Regions from separate parts of the Homo sapiens genome. Here region 2 is linked to region 1. A link is an interaction called in ENCODE POLR2A ChIA-PET data of the cell type or tissue named here. Cell type or tissue: GM12878. All regions are shown on one strand.

Region 1 (4,000 bases):
GTGAGCCAAGATTGTGCCATTGCACCCCAGCCTGGGCAACACAGTGAGACTCCGTATCAAAAAAAAACAAAAACAAAAAACAGTTGTCCATATTCCAAAACATATTGACATCGCTCCTCGGCAGTCAACGCACCCACTTCTTGTTCTTGTAGGTTTATATTTGTTTTCATCCTTGACTGTCATTTTGGATGAGTTTCAGGTGGAAACAGAGATAACATGTGCATTCAATATACAGTGTTTAACCAAATGTTTCTCTACAGGCTTTAAATATTTTTGTGACTAGCTTTATCCTTCCATTTGTTAAAATATTATGTGCTTGTTTTCGAAATATTCTCATACCAAGGACAAATAGGCTGCTAGAAATCACATCTCTTGGTCAGGTGTGGTGGCTCATGCCTGTAATCCCAGCACTTTGAGAGGCCAAGGTGGGAGGCCAAGGTCTTTGGGCCGGGCATGGTGGTTCACGCCTATAATCCCAACCCTTTGGGAGGCCGAGGCAGGGTGGAGGATGAGAATTGCTTGAGGCCAGGAGTTCGAGACCAGCCTGTCCAACACAGGGAGAGCTCATCTATACAAAAATAAAAATTAGGGGAGGTGGCGCAGGCCTGTAGTTCTAGCTACTTGGGAGGCTGTAGTGGGAGGATCACTTGAGCCCAAGAGTTCAAGGCTACAGTGAGCTATGATCACACCACCACATCCCAGTGCCTGGGTGACTAAGCAATACCCCGTCTCAAAAAAAAAAAAAAAAAAAAAAAACACAAGGAAGGAAGAAGGAAGGAAGGAGGGAGGGAGAGGGTCTTCCAGCTCCTCAAGTAATCTCCCAATCTTGGTGCCCAAGAGTCTGAGACCAGCCTGGGCAACATAGTGAGACCCAGTCTTTATAAAAAATAATGAAAATAAATAAAATTTCAAAAGAGAAATCACACCTCTTACCCAAAAGCAATGGTTAAAATTTGGGTCTACCATTATATATTTTTGAGACAGAATCTTACTCTATCGCCCAGGCTGGAGTACAGTGGTGCAATCTCAGCTTTCTACAACCTCCGCCTCCTGGGTTCAACCGATTCTCCTGCCTCAGACTCTTGAGTAGCTGGCACTACAGGTGCGCACCACCAAGCCCGGTTAATTTTTTTGTATTTTTAGTAGAGACAGGGTTTCACCACGTTGGCCAGGCTGGTCTCGAACTCCTGACCTCAGGCATCTGCCCGCCTCGGCCTCCCAAAGTGCTGGGATTACAGGTGTGAACCACCATGCCTAGCTCCTAATATTTGTAAAGCATATCCCAAACACGATGGCATTTTGCCCCTACATGTTTCAGCATGTACTTCTTAAAATATAGACCTTTTCTTATAATACCTATAGCACACCTGACAAAATTGCCAGTAATGACTTAGTATCATCTAACATCCAGTTCATATTAAAATTTCCCCAATTACGTCAAGAATATCTACTCACCAAGGTAAAAAAGTATCTTCTTACAGTTGATTTATGGGAATCTGGATTCAAAACAAGAGCCATGCGTGATACTTGGTTGCTATGCCTCCCAAGTGTCTTAATTAAAGCAGTCCCTTGCCTTGTCTCCATGCCATTGCCTGGTTGAATTTCAATTTTAAAAAGACACATAAGAAACATACGATATTCCCCTTTTATCCACAGGGGATACGTTCCAAGATCCCCAGCGGATGCCTGAAACTGTGGCTAGTATAGAACCCATATAAGCCATGCCTTTTCCTATACATACATACATATCTATGTTTTGTTGTTGTTATTGCTGTTGTTTTTGAAACGGAGTCTCGCTCTGTCGCCCAGGCTAGAGTGCAGTGACGCAATCTCGGCTCATTGCAACCTTCACCTCCCAGGGTCAAGTGATTCTCCTGCCTCAACCTCCCGAGTAGGTGGGATTACAGATGCGTGACACTATGCCCAGTTAATTGTTGTATTTTTAGTAGAGACAGTGTTTCACCATGCTGGTCAGGCTATCTCGAACTCCTGACCTCTTGATCCGCCTGGCTTGGCCTCCCAAAGTGCTGGGATTGTAGCAGGACGAGCCGCAGACAAAACCTCTCAGACACCGAGTTGTAGAAGGAAGGGCTTTATTCAGCTGGGAGTATCGGCAAGCTACTGCCTTAAAATCCGAGCTCCCCAAGTGCACAATTTCTGTCCCTTTTAAGGGCTCACAACACTAAAGATTTCGCATGAAAGGATCGTGATTGATTTGAGCAAGCAGGCGGTACGTGACAGGGGCTGCATGCACCGGTGGTCAGAGAGAAACAGAACACGGCAGGGAGTTTCACAATGTTCTTCTATACAATGTCTGGAATCTATGAATAACATCGGTTTCTAAGTTATGAGTTGATTTTTAACTACTGGGTTTAGGCCAGGCAGGCCATGGCCTGGTTTTGGGCCTGGCGGCTGGGCTGCCTGTCTTTGGTTTTACTTCCTTGTTGTTTTTTCTTGAAACAGGTACTGAGTATAAAACAATATGAGAGGGTCTCTCTCTTCCCTCAGGATTACAAGCATGAGCCACTGCGCCGGGCCTGTTTGTTTGTTTGTTTGTTTGTTTTTAAGAGATGAGGTCTCACTATATTGCCCAGGCTGGTCTCGAACTCTTGGGCTCAAATGATCCTCCTGCCTCGGCTTCCCAAAGTGCTGGGATTATAGATGTGAACCATCACACCTGGCTTTTTTTTTTTTTTTTTTTTTTTTTTTTGAGACGGAGTCTCACTCTGTCGCCCAGGCTGGAGTGCAGTGGTGAGATCTCGGCTCACTGCAAGCTCCGCCTCCCATGTTCATGCCATTCTCCTGCCTCAGCCTCCTGAGTAGCTGGGACTACAGGCGCCTGCCACCAAACCTGGCTAATTTTTTGTATTTTTAGTAGAGACGGGGTTTCACCATGTTAGCCAGGATGGTCTGGATCTCCTGACCTTGTGATCCACGCATCTCGGCCTCCCAAAGTGCTGGGATTATAGGAGTGAGCCACCGCGCCCGGCCATATTTTTTTTTTTTTTTTTAAGAGATGGGGTCTCACACTGTTGCCCAGGCTGGAGTGCAGTGGTATAATCATAGCTCTCTGTAACCCCCAAACTCCCGGTCTCAAGCAATCCTCCGGTCTCATCCGGTCCAGTTGCTGGGATTATAGGCATGCATCACTAAACTCAGTTAATTTTTAAAAAAAATTTTGTAGCCGGGCGCAGTGGCTCACACCTGTAATCCCAGCACTTTGGGAGGCCAAGGCGGGTGGATCATGAGGTCAGGAGATCAAGACCATCCTGGCTAACACGATGAAACCCATCTCTACTAAAAATACAAATAAATAAATAAATAAATAAATAAATAAATAAATACCTGGGCATGGTGGCGGGCGCCTATAGTCCCAGCTACTCGGGAGGCTGAGGCAGGAGAATGGCATGAACCCGGGAGGTGGAGCTTGCAGTGAGGCAAGATCGCGCCCCTGCACTCCAGCCTGGGCGACACAGCAAGACTCCATCTCAAAAAAAAAAAGAAATTTTTTTTTTTTGTAGAGATGGGGTCATGCTCTGTCGCCCAGGCTGGAGTACAGTGGTATGATCATGGCTTACTGTAGCCTCAAACTCCTAAGCTCAAATGATCCTCCCATGTTAGCTTCCCGAGTAGCTAAGACTACAGGCATGTGCCACCAGGCCCAGCTACTATGATAAAGTTTAATTTATAAATTAGAAGCAGCAAGAGATTGACAACAATAACATAAAATAGAACAATTATAACAATATACGGTAATAAAAGTTATGTAAATGTGGTCTCTCTCTCTCCTCTGTCTGTCAAAATATCTTATTGCGTGTAATATTTTAGGCCCCAGTTGACCGCAGGTAACTGAAACCACAGCAAGTGAAACTGCAGATAAGACAGGACTACTGTATTTCTATTTCCCACATTGTTCCAAAATCGTTTTGAGATAGTCCAATAGAGTGCACTGTTTCATTACATTAAGACTTGTGATGTGACTTGGGGCTAATGAATTAGC
Region 2 (4,000 bases), 520 kb before region 1:
ATTTATTCCATTTTCTCTGACCTTTCACATGTCATGCAAATAGGACTGGAGACTATGTTCTTGAATTTCTTGAAAGGGATTTGTTTCTTTCATAGGCAATATTTTATAGCATTTCAACTAGGCAAATGTCACTGAAAATAATTCCTAGGAGCATTATTCAATATTTGTCTTTTAAGTTTGAATCTCAAAAAATGAGAGCAAGGAATTTACTACCACCAAGTCACTTTTGTTTTAGAGACAACCAGCTACATCTGATAAAAGCCTTAAAATTCACTGTATGGTCAAGAGAATCTTAGTGAGCCATATATACTTAGGAAACAAAACATATAATTTCCAATCCCTCCTCCTTTTTTTCTACTTTGCAAAGCTTAAGAATAACCTTAGGTGTGTTACTTAAGAAACAAAACAGAAGAAGTCAAGCTCCATTTGTTTCAGAAGAGCTACATTTATTTCATAGGAAAACTAACGATTAAAAAGTTGAAAATATTCAAAACTCAAACTCACAAATTGAAGCAAACCATAGCTAATTCTTCCTCAAAACTAATATTTGATTTTAAAGTTACATTTCTTAGATTATAAAAGCAACACATGTTTAATATAGGAAATTTGGAAAATACAGATCATTAAAATTAAAATTGAAATCACCATAATCCTAATTTCCTGTCCTCCACCTCTGGGAAAACTACTGTTAATATTTCCTTCCAAGTTTTTTTAATTTTTCTAATGTATATAACATACACACATACATATAATGTTTATAAGATTGAGATAACATTTTTCTAACTTGCTTTTTAATTAAATACATCATAAGCATTTTCCAATTAATTAAATATTATTTGAAACTTTGATTTGGTAGGTACATAATAGTCTTACCTTATGGATGCAACTTATTTTATTTAAACAATACCCTGATGATGTTAGACATTTACTTTGTTTCCATATTTCTGCTATTTTAAATGATGCTTTAATAAACATACTTAATATAAAACATGTGCATATTTATTTTCTCAGACATATTCCTAAAGGAAGATTGTCAAACTGCCCTCCAGCAAGGTTGGTTTTACTACCACTAGTGGCTTACAAGAATGCTTGTTTCATTTTACCATCAATAAGTCTAATCATTGAGGTGGATCTGCTGGGGAGGGAAAAATGGGGAGGTATTAGTCAAAAGGTCCAAGGCTTCAATTATGCAAAGTGAGTAAGTCCTAGAGATTTACGGAGCAGCGGAGTCCCTAGAGTTAGAAATATTGCATTACATACTTAGAAATTTCTTAAGAAGGTAGATCTTATGTAAAGTGCTCTCATTGCTAATGACAAACAAACAAAAAAACAAATAGGGCAGGAAGAAACTGTTGGAGATGATGGATATGTTCATGGCATAGATCACAGTAGTAGTTTCATGAATGTATAATCATTTCCAAACTCATCAAGTCACATACATTAAAGATATGCAGCTTCCTATATGTCCTTCATGCCCTGATGAAGTGTGTGTTTTTTTTTTTTTGAGACAGAAAAGTCTGCTGATTGGCTAGCCGATTTTAATTTTTATATTTTAAAATATTTTTATACTTCATATTAACTTACAATTCATTGATTGCTATCAGAGTAAAAGGTTTATTTTTAATGGCTTATTGGTCATCAGAAAGGGACCTATATGTTGCTTTTCTGTTGTTGTTGGAATGTTCGTCTTTTAATTACTGATTTCAATAACCCTTTTATTATTAGGGACATTATTTTTTTAGCTATGGCATAGGTAGCAAATATTGAGTTTTAAAGAATTAAACGATAAAGGAAACAGCGAGCATGCAGCAGAGACTGGCTAGCCACTCCCCAGGTCTGTCTTCTTCCTTGGCCCACAACTAGACCACATTTCCCATCATCCCTTGCAGTTGGGTGTGGTCATGTGACTGAGTTCTAGCCAATGGAATGTGAGTAGGAAAAAAACCACACACTTTTAGACTTGGCCTGTGAAAACCCCATGGGCCATATTCTCTTCCCTTTCCCCAACCACAATCAAGCTGATTGCAGCGGACTGCACATAATGGAAGAAACCTGATCCCCGAGTATGCACGTGGAAATCCCCCTTTCCCTACTAATCAGGATACCCATTTAAACTTCATATGAGCAAACAATAAACTTTCATAAGTCGTTGAGAATTGGGATTTTTGTCTCATAGAACCTTGTATTACATTATCAAGAACCCTTAAAAAAAAAAACATAGTTTAGTCATTCTATTCCCAGAAATCTATTATAAAGAAATGGTCTGAAGTATGGACAAAGATTTAAGCACAAAGATGTTCTTTGCATATTAGTTACAATAGAAAAATATAGAAAATAACTAAAATATCAAAAAATAGGCAATGTTTGTTAATATTTTTAATAGATAACATTTTCACAGCATTTACTATGTCTGGCTCCTTGCTAATATGCTTTGCATGCATTATCTCGTTCAATCCTCAAACTATATGTTAAACCCTGTTATATCCCATTTGACAGATGTTATGAATCAAAGAATTATAGGTTAAAATACGTTCCAAAAGTCACATAGCTAGTAAATGGCAGGCCTCAAACCCTGATGTAAGTCTAAAGCCTACATTCTTAACTACTATTCTATGAAATGTAAGTATGTAGACAATGAATTTGGTCAGGACTTACTCCAGGTACAGAGGCTATCATCTGCTTGCTCAGGATTGTTGACTCAGCTAGTTTGGTTCCAGCATCTGCACAAATAAACTAATAAAAAAGTGAAAGGATAATTATTTTTAAGGGTATCTGGACATTAATAAGTAATTTATCATTTTATTAACTTGGCTTAAATTAATTAGTGTTTATTTTCATGACGATCTGCCTTGGATAGATCAGATTTGCTAATCATGATGGTTCATTCCTATCAGAAACTCAGAATCACAGTACTAAAATTAACACACAGAGTCTTACTTTACCCAGACTGTTAAGTGGCACTGAAATGGTGCATTCAATCAAAGAAAAAATAAAAGATGTCAGCATTGTCAGATTTATTGTGAAGTCATTCTATTTATTGTTTAGTACTTCTTGACAGTTACTGTAAGCACATTTCATACAGTTTCATGATTTCTATTATCGTATCATATATTTAGAAAGAAACCAGAAAAACAATCAACCTCAGAGTGAGTATTCTACCTGTTTCTTCCCCACAGGGGAACTTCAGCATCTCATCTTCCTGCCCCTATTCATCCACATGTATCCTTTGTGCTGATAAAGACCCCCACTCCTTCTCTGGGGGCCCAGAGGACTTTTCACACACTTCCATTGTAACAGTCACCACGTCAGACTGCAGTGACTTATGGGTCCATTTCTCAACCTGCTGTGAGCTCTTCAAGAGCACAGGCTTGATGCACCTCATCCCCAGCACTAGCTTGGTGCCGGACACCTCAGAGGGGCTCAGTGAGAGTTTACAAAGCAAATCCATTAGCCAGTTATGACTTGAGATCATTACAAGAATGGATTTGCCAGATTTCAATTTAATTTGCTTCATTACAGATTTTGACAGGTGTTTCTCACTTAATGCAGCACTCAATTATTTATTAATAGTCTTAGGAAAAAAAGTTAACCATGAAGTAGAGTTGGCTATGAGCAATTAGGTCCTGTTCAATTTATATTTCCTGCCCTCTGGCCAGTAGCCTTAACAACTTTGGGACCTGAAACTGCTGCTGTGCAGAGTTCAGAAGTTTCAGCACCAGTCGCTCCGCCTTCTCATTCATTTTGTTCTCATACTGGAAGGCACAGGGAAGCTGAATGGGTCAGCAGGCTCGGTCCCTGTCACACTAGAGAGAAGTAATAACAACTAGGGTCGCAGAGTAAATCTCTAGGAGGCCTGATAAGGAGGCATGGAACAAAGGAACAGAAACCAGCATATTATCGGGCTAGTCAGGGGTTTAAATGTAAGCATTATTAACAGGTAGCAGGTTTTGGCTAACTGGGTACACCTCTAAGCCAAAGGCCTCCTGAGGCCAAGGAACCC

The links. Peaks named below come from ENCODE experiments on the same cell type or tissue, not always from the same donor. Only the 100,000 strongest peaks of a DNase experiment are listed, where the experiment ranks them.
Region 2: POLR2A ChIA-PET joins it to region 1 with 6 read pairs; 1 of 35 experiments calls an interaction of 5 or more read pairs at or near these places.

What each region holds. Positions count from the first base shown.
Region 1 is chr14:93,163,628-93,167,627 of GRCh38, reverse strand. No RefSeq gene overlaps it. Among named protein-coding and RNA genes, the nearest start is that of MOAP1, 19 kb to the left of the region's middle. In GM12878, no CTCF peak of the experiment used is centred here; DNase peaks (open chromatin) are centred at 1,917, 2,187, 2,487, 3,907 and 1 weaker place; H3K27ac peaks cover 908 bases.
Region 2 is chr14:93,681,350-93,685,349 of GRCh38, reverse strand. UNC79 (unc-79 subunit of NALCN channel complex) reads right to left here. Exons shown (of 52, transcript NM_001395159.1): 45 at 2,656-2,733. Among named protein-coding and RNA genes, the nearest start is that of PRIMA1, 110 kb to the left of the region's middle. In GM12878, no CTCF peak of the experiment used is centred here; a DNase peak (open chromatin) is centred at 1,950.